2 separate regions of the Mus musculus genome follow, and region 1 is linked to region 2. A link is a loop called in an ENCODE intact Hi-C map of the cell type or tissue named here. Cell type or tissue: gastrocnemius. All regions are shown on one strand. Each heading gives the region's core, and the rest is flanking DNA. Links, peaks and the distances in the headings are about the cores only. Region 1 has its middle 53 kb from the start of Gm1322. Region 2 overlaps Xirp2 (xin actin-binding repeat containing 2).

Region 1 (4,407 bases), core at 158-4,157, 250 kb after region 2:
TGTCTTCTTACCACCAGGCCAAAAAAGGTTTGTGTTCTTCAAGTTTAGCAACAGAACTAATTAGAGATCTGGCAAAAACTCAGAATTCTTATCCTGTGCCTTTCCAGTTAACTGGTCTTGGTGGAAATCCCAAATGTATGTATCTGAAAGGTATTTAGGCAAGCTTGTGGCTGCTGTCTGATTAAATTTGAGAACAGAGTATTTATGAATATCATACGGTACTATCCAGCTGTAACAATTATAATGCTTCCCCAGTTTTTGTTACAATGAATTGTGGCCACTCATAGCCCATGTAATAAGATCAGAAAATCCCAGAGTGATGCTCTCCATGTAGTTTCACTATGGGGCTGATAGTCTAAAGTATATTTCCCCTATGCTTGGAACCCTGACCATCAGAGGCATCACAGGATAAATTTTAGCACAGTCCCTTCCCATGAATACTTAATGGAAGTAGATTCATTTCCAAATATTTTAGTATGAATATCAGAACATGTGTTTAAAGACACTTAGTTGTGGCAAGAAATTAAACTGGTTATCCTGCTTCAGGCCTCTCATTAGATGAGAAGTTGAAATTATGCTACATACCAAAAGCAATGTACATTTGCTATCCTTTTGGATGACAATGCTCAGAATGTACTTAGTAACTGGAAAAATGGTATCCCTGAATACACCATCAGTCATCCAGAAATCATTGGGGCTTGAAGAATTTACAATCTAAAGCCGTGAAATGTAGAATTAGACATGGAATTAAATGGCTCACTAGAAACTTCATAAGCCTTTCATACTAAAAATTAAATGTCTGATATTAAGACTTCCCTTGGTTATTTAATTCAAAGACTAGCTCAATTGCATTCATTGGCTAATGGTACTATATATATTGGCTTTCTGTAAAAAAGTTTGACAGCTCCACATAGCCTTCTGTAGACATTTTTCCACTTCTTTATAACCTCACTCTATTTTATAGAGTTGAGAGTTTTAATAAGTACCTTCATTTTATATACGTTTCTTGTAATGCACAAGACACAGCAAGAATGTGTAATTTGCAACTCACATAGGCAAGAATGATGTCTTTTTTTTACAAGGCAGAACTGTTGCTTCTTCAATATGTAAATATAGAGGCAAGACAAATATTCATAATTTTCAAACCTGATCTTAGTTGTATTGTGATAGGTGGAATGAGGGTCCTCATTATCATAGCAAGTTTGTCCTACGCCATGTGAACCAACCCAGTGTACTCAGAAGTTATTCTAAAATTGGAAAACAGTACCAGGAGGAGGGGCTAGAACAACACAGCACTAGAATGACTTTTACTAATGTTTAAAGATAGTATAAAGGGCTGGGCGTGGTGGTGCACACCTTTAATCCCAGCACTTGGGATGCAGAGGCAGGCAAATTTCTGAGCCTGGTCTACAGAGTGAGTTCCAGGACAACCAGACATACACAGAGAAACCCTGTCCCAAAGGGGGGGTGGTGGAGATAGTGTAAAGGTATCATGCATCAAAATGGAAGGGTGGCAGCTACAGGCTGGAGATGATAAGGAAATCTCTTTCATAGCGCCCATCTAGAAGGAATGCAAACTTCCTCTCTCCTAACCAGTCTTCTATCACCACCCTCTCTCTATCTCCATTTCTCTGTCTCTATCTTTCTCTTCTCCTCTGTTTCTTACTCTCTCTTCCTTTTTGTTTTGTTTTGTTTTGTTTTGTTTTATTTTATTTTGTTTTAAATTGTCTCATTATGGAAGCCCCTTTGGTCTGAAACTCCTGAATGATGTTTGCCTCCAAAGAGAGCCTCCCAATTGTATGGGATTACAGATACATACCACAATACCTGGTTGACATTTAAATTTTAGTTTAATGAAATGCACACAGAATTTAATTGTTTATTTTATTTGGTGTGCATGTGAGTGTGTGTGCATATGTGTGTGTGTGCAGACTTTATTTATTTTCTTCCAATTTTTAATTAGGTTTTGACTTCATTTACATTTCAAATGCTATTCTGAAAGTCACCTATACTCCCCCAACCCCGCGCTCCCCTACCCACCCACTCCCACTTCTTGACCCTGGTTTTTCCCCTGTACTGAGGCATATAACGTTTGCAAGATCAAGGGGCCTCTCTTCCCAATGATGGCCGACTAGGCCATCTTCTGCTACATATGCAGCTAGAGACATGAGCTCTGGGAGATACTGGTTAGTTCATATTGTTGTTCCACCTATAGGGTTGCAGACCCCTTAAGCTCCTTGGGTACTTTCTCTAGCTCCTCCATTGGGGGCCCTGTGTTCCATCTAATAGCTGACTGTGAGCATCCACTTCCGTATTTGCCAGGCACTGACTTAGCCTCACAAGAGACAGCTATATCAGGGTCCCTTCAGAAAAATCTTGCTCACGTATGCAATAGTGTCTGTGTTTGTTGGCTGATTATGTGATGGACTTTCATGCACCACAGTGGTGCTGAGGTGCTAAGTTATGGTCCAAGGGTTTCAGGAGTTGTCTCTCTCCTGCCATCTTGTGGTATACAGTAATAAAACTCAGACCTGCTGGCCTACACAAAAGCCAAGCTCCTCTACATGGTGAGTCATGTCACCAGATCTCATGAAGAACTTTGATGTAAACCTTAAGATTATAAATTTGCATACTTTAAGTCATTAAGTTTGAGACCATTTGTTATAGCAGTAACTAGCAACTAATACTATTATTATTATTATTTAAATTGTAAATGACCTACGCACTCTAAAAGGATGCTGTCTGCATTACTTTTCTACTGCTGTGACAAGACATCACAATCATGGCTATACAGGGGGAGAGTCCATGATCATCATGGAAGGCAGCATGGCAGCAGGCAGCCTGGTATGACATATGAGCAGTAACAGATGCTTCTATCCTTACCTACAAGTAGGACAGGAAGGAGTGTGACACAAGCAAGAATCACTCAAAGGAATGGAATCTTAGTTGAGAGAAATCCTCCATAATCAAGCTTGTTATGAGTTTTCTTAATTAGTGTTTGATGGGAAAGAGCCCTGTTTATTGTGAGTGGTCCTGGGTTCTATAGGAAAGCAGGCTGAGAAAGTCCCATGAGGATGCCAGTAAGCAGCACTCAACTTGACCAGCTCTGCTCATCTTTACCTCCCAATTTGAGGATCAACTGTGAGTGAACAATCAAGCCCTGGTCTTGGGACTCTGAGCTTGGCTATGAATGGTGTACTTTGCCTACTAGAACATGGGCAGCTGCTGCTTTACCAAATTGCAGATACATGGATTAAACTTGTTAGATAAAAGAACTGGAATTCAGGCTTTCAATTTCCCCTCCTATGGAGCTTATCCATGTGTAAACTCTAGGACCATGAGATTGCACATCTTTGGCAGAGAGTAAATGTTCAAGGTAACTCTTGTCGGGGAAAGATTCTGAGCAAAACATGAATAGTCAGAGAACACCAAAGGAAAACCTGACTCTAGTCTGTCAGCTGTGACACTAATGGTGATGTAGACCTGAAGACAAGGATTTACAACTGAAGAAGAAGAAGAGTGTCTTTGGTAAGGCTGAATATAATATTTGCATATTTGTTATAAAAGCATAGGTTCCTGTGAGTGGTCTCTTGTTCCCTGAATGCCACATGCTCTCACTAGACAGCTGAGTGTATTTTAAATGGCAATAATTTCAATGACAAATATCAGCAGATTGCACTGTATCTGCATTACAGCAGAGCAGTTATCTTCTTTCTACAGTTTAGGAAGGAATAGATGCATAGATTATTGATTGTCCAGATTTTAATAATGATAGATTATTTATAATCAGCACAATAATAGCAGGAAAGCATCTTGTAAACAAAATTGAGATTTATTTTATTATGAAGAGAACAAATAATTCCAAAAATAAATGGCCTATGGAAAAGCCTTGGGTAACTTTCCTAGTTCACTTCCCATAGCCATGATAAAGCACTCTGGCCAAAAGATCTTGGGGAGGAATGTTTTTATTTCAGGTTACACTTCCAGGTGGCAATCCATACCTGGAGAGGAAGGACAATGAAAAATAAACCACGGGGAAGCTCTGCCTACTGGTTCATTTTCTGGCTTGTTCAACTAGCATTCTTATGCAGCTTAGTCCTACCTGCATAAGGACAGAGCCCTCACCAAATGGCCTGAGCTTCCCACATCAATCTATCAAGACCCTCCCTCATAATACATATGGCCACATTCTGATTTGAAAGAGATAATTCTTCAACAGAATTTTCCCTCTTCCTAGGAGACTTTACATGGTGTCAAGTCGGCAGTAAAAGCTAACTAGCACAGAAACTAGATGAGTACAAGCAATAGTCCCTCCAATTCTATCTATGTAATTGTCCAAATCACAGTACTGCTACAGTACACAAACACTGACTGCACACTATGCCATTGCTGTGTCATTACTCATTG
Region 2 (4,407 bases), core at 163-4,162:
AATGTATTTATTGTCAAGATCTTTCATATGTAAAAAAGTTAGAAGTAATGGAAAATCAAATGCAAATTAATTTTTTAAACCTCATCATTATTATTGTGTCAAAAACTGGATACTCTTCCAGTAATCGTTTATTCAAAGAAGTACCAACTGTACAGCTTGCCTCTTACCTACCACATGGGTTGAAACAGAGCTATATGCATCCCTCTCCTTTGACATCTGCTTTGGGAGCAGACATATCACACATACAGAAGTAAAGACAGCTGCTGGGACTTCATGATCTTATAAACCGTGCTACCTCTGCTATTGTTGGTGCCACGGTGACACACTGTAGCTGTTTGCCAAACTAAGTCAGATAGATCTCCCCCATGGAGGATAAAAATGGTGCTTAGGTAGCCTTCTTATAGAGAAGGTCCACCCAAATGAGATGGCAGCACATGCAGTTTGTGGCCATGGCTGGAGTGGCACCTGCTCACAGGGTCATTCCAGTGTTCTCGCTTTGCTTAGCACCATGCTCAGAATGCTGCCGCTAATCGGTGTTACTTTTATTGACCTCATCACTAGACTGGTTTGTGCTAAATCTTTTTATACTTACTTGTATTCCATTTCTCAGGTCTGGGCTGGGAAATAAGATCTGGAATTTAATGGATGTGTCGATAATAATGAGTTAATCTAAATGCTCAACAGTTAAACCTAGGTAAATATATTACACGGTCATCAATTTAAGATGTAAGTCCTAATCAATGACATAGAATGGCTTTTTGGGGGGCGGGCAGGACTAACAAGAAACAACATAGTTTGGGAAGTTGGACAAATGGTGATTTTAGTGCTAGTTCTGATTAAAGCGTATCACAGAGCAACATTTATTTTTACAAATTTATGGACTGTGTTAAAAAAGATAAAGAGAACAAAGTCACACTGTAGGGTCTGGCATTTAATTTGTTACTCTATACATATTACTCCCCTCTCTCTTCTTGGGCTGCTCACAGGCTACTCCTATTCCATGAGCACCACATGTATGTAGAGTCACCATTGCCAGCTGGCAGTTAACATGAGAGGACACTGTTGGTCACTGTAAGGTGTTCAAGCAAGTCTGAGACATATTGGAGTCAGTTTGGGTTAAATTTGTGACTTCCAGATTCTCTACTTGCAATGTTTGTGGCAGCTGTGTAGAGAGTCACAAGTGGCCTTATTGAGCTAAGTGGTGAAGAATTTGATAAACACCGAAAAACAAGAGTGTTATTTTACTTTTATTTCTATATTTACTGGGATTTTTGTGAGCTCAGGATTGCAGTATTTTCTTGTTCATAATATTTGAGACAAATTGAGTATGATAGTTTGAGGGCCATAATAGTCTCTTCTATGAAAAAGGAACTTTAAATATAGTTAAGAAAGCATTGGTATCATGAATCTCAAAATTTAATTTTATAATTGTGCAATCCTTTGAAAATAATTTCACTAAATTCTATGTCTATAATTTGTCTATAAAAATCTTCATATAGAAGATTTTTCTCACCAGTCCTAATTTCTGTCGTTTATTGAATAGGATTATTAAATTATTCATATCCATTTTATTTACTTATTTATTTATTTTATACCAACAGAATAAAGACTAAGTAAGACATTTAATAGCCTCCAGATACCACAGTCCATGCGACGTTAATCAAACCCAACACCTCATTCTTTACAACTTATGAATCGGGGGGCAGAACTATTTCCGGTTTACAGTGAGATCTGAGTTAAATCTTGAAGGCAGGCTGGGTTGTTTCACCTCATTTGTGATAACTATGATAAAAACCATTGGATGTATATGGACATTAGAAATTATTCTGATTCAAAGCATATTGTTTGAAAAGAAAAACAAAACATCAAAATGGTGGAAATATGCTTCATTTCACTAAATTCTTGATAGATTGTTTTCCAAGAACAAACAGTTGGTTTACCACTACCAAAAAATTTCTTCTTGTTAGATTTTAAAGGTCACAGCATTTCTTTCTTTGTAATATTTTATATTTTGCCAATTTGAAGGTGCAAACCCCACAATGAGCAGAAAATAATCACACACAGAGGACACCAGGGTAATGTCTATTCTCCTAACAGCTAGGCAATGGTAGCCAGTAGAATAAATACAAAAGAGCTCAATAATAACTAAACAGAATTAACATCGTCTATAGGACCGTTGTTGATTACTAGAAACTTTTTGTCCTAAAAGTGGGATGTGTGCCCACTTTAAACATTTACTTTTTATTTTTTTAATTTTTTAATTTTTAGCACGTTAGAAATACAAATCATATCATGGTACTAATCTGTTTTATGACATTATCCACTTATGGGAAATGATCTACGTCTTCCTAAAGTAACACCATTGTTTACTCAATAGCAAGCATTGAATGAGGCATTTTTTCGTCTTAGAAAAAGTCTGGTAGCTTGCAAATCAGTCTTTTGGTTGTTGTCCTCTTTATTTTATACATTATGATGATGGCTGTTTTCCTAGTAATTTAGAACGACCTTGTAGTCACGTCTTTAAATCTCCAGCAGGGGGCGCTCACTAAGAAGACTAGCTGGAAGCAGTATTGAGCTGATAATGTTTGTGAAGTGGTCTAGTTACTCATGTCACTTCTCTACCTCATTCCAAATCTATGCGCTATCTAAAATGTATTTTAATGACTATGTAAAAACTTAAATGTCATCTGCAATTGCAGGACGGTTAATGAATTTGGCACAGTGAGCCTTGCCTCTAAATAATTTGTAAATGTTGAGTAGCTATTTTTAAATCTTACCTTTGGGATTCTCTCTGTTTGTGTGTGTGTGTGTCTATCTGTGTGTCTGTCTGTCTGTGTGTGTCTGTCTGTCTGTCTCTCTCTCTCTCACACACACACACGACTAAATTGGGGATTACAATCATAAAGGAATGTTCTTATATTTCATTAAGTTGAAGGACATAGATTATAGAATCCTACAAATTCTTTTGAACATCGCTTATTATGAGTTGGTGCTAAAATTGGTGATCTTTCTGAATCTCAGAGTTTCTCATAATCATAATTGGTTTAGTAAAGTGCCTGCATTGATAATCTCTCTCATTTCTGTGTTGATTAAGCTTCTCCTAATGGATTCAGCACATACCGAGAAAAGCAAAAGAAATTATAATGCAAGAGAATTTAAATGAATGATACACACGACCAAGGAGGGCAGCACATAAGCCCACATTATTAAGATTTGAAATGAATTCTCAACCTTCCTGAGGAGAATAGCTATAGGTTAATTGGTAATGATGACAATATCAACACATTTACGGAGTGCCTCCTGCCTTCCACATAAATTATCTCCTTGGTTCTTCCCCAAGACCCCTATGTGGTAGATAATTATTCCCATTCCTCAGTGCATAAAACTGAAGGTCTGGGAGCGGTCAAGAGAATAACTCCGGTTCATGCAACCATCAAACAGCACAACCGAGGCTTCAAGTCAGAAGTTCTCAATTAGATTTCCGTTTTAATTTTGTTTGCTGTAAAAAAATATCCCAGAGCCTAGTATTTGTTTTTGTTTTTAAACTATTTAACTGTTTTGATTTTCAACTAGTACTATTCTGGTTTTTCAAAAGTAAGCAAGAAGACAGACAGCATACATGGCCAGAGGTACTTACATTAGCCGAGAAGCTGCGGGTGTCACCCCGTGAAACAGCTGCCTGGTACCTTGCCATCCTCTCCTTCAGGGACAGCGCCTCCAGGAGATCCGACTGGTCCTCACTCCCAGCAGTACTGACGTCTCCGGGCTTAGTAAGGTTAAAGGTCACTGAAAACAAACGTAGCATTTTCAGATAGGTGTCAGTGTGAGAAGAAAATAGCATCAACTTATGAACAGCGGCGGCTTCTAGAGTCCTTGGTCTCCAAACCTGAACTGTAAAGTCTCATCCCACTTACAAAGTTTCTCTGCTAGTTTCTTTTCTCCAGAGTTCCAGGACAAAGTTAAATGTGCATACCAAAGGATATACTCAAAACAAAAACAAAAACAACAACAAAAATCATTATTGTTCATCTATTCTACTTTTGAAGTTAGCATGGTGAGAAATGGTGACTTATTAACACAGTGTAATCTAATAATTAACATTCTTCAATCATTATATGTTGCATTCATGCTAAACACTACAGAAACATCTCAATGGTTTCTCTAGCAACCTTGTGGATAGATGCTATTTCCTAAAGTTTACATGAGTGAAAAGAAAAATACATAGTAGTTAAAACAACAACAACCAACAACAACCACAAACATCAACACAAAACTTCCCCAGGATCACAAAATTCCTAAGGGGCAGGTTTGAATACAGTTGGAATATTAGCAAGTGAAAATTTGTTCTTTGTGTTTTTCCTTACACTCAACCAAGAAGGAGGTACATGTAGCTACAAAGAAAGGGTG

Evidence for each region. A loop is a pair of places that touch in the nucleus more often than their neighbours do. Peaks named below come from ENCODE experiments on the same cell type or tissue, not always from the same donor. Only the 100,000 strongest peaks of a DNase experiment are listed, where the experiment ranks them.
Region 1: it touches region 2 in a loop (6-fold over the local background); 11 of 42 quality-filtered maps call a loop at or near these places.

Annotation. Positions count from the first base shown.
Region 1 is chr2:67,224,590-67,228,996 of GRCm38, reverse strand. No RefSeq gene overlaps it. Among named protein-coding and RNA genes, the nearest start is that of Gm1322, 53 kb to the right of the region's middle. In gastrocnemius, for the core only: a CTCF peak has its summit at 2,510 (motif pointing left); no DNase peak of the experiment used is centred there.
Region 2 is chr2:67,476,097-67,480,503 of GRCm38, reverse strand. It overlaps Xirp2 (xin actin-binding repeat containing 2), which reads right to left. Exons shown (of 9, transcript NM_001024618.2): 2 at 3,638-3,786. The coding sequence starts at 3,694. Among named protein-coding and RNA genes, the nearest start is that of Xirp2, 32 kb to the right of the region's middle. In gastrocnemius, for the core only: a CTCF peak has its summit at 2,537 (motif pointing right); a DNase peak (open chromatin) is centred at 2,541; H3K4me3 peaks cover 240 bases; H3K27ac peaks cover 3,639 bases.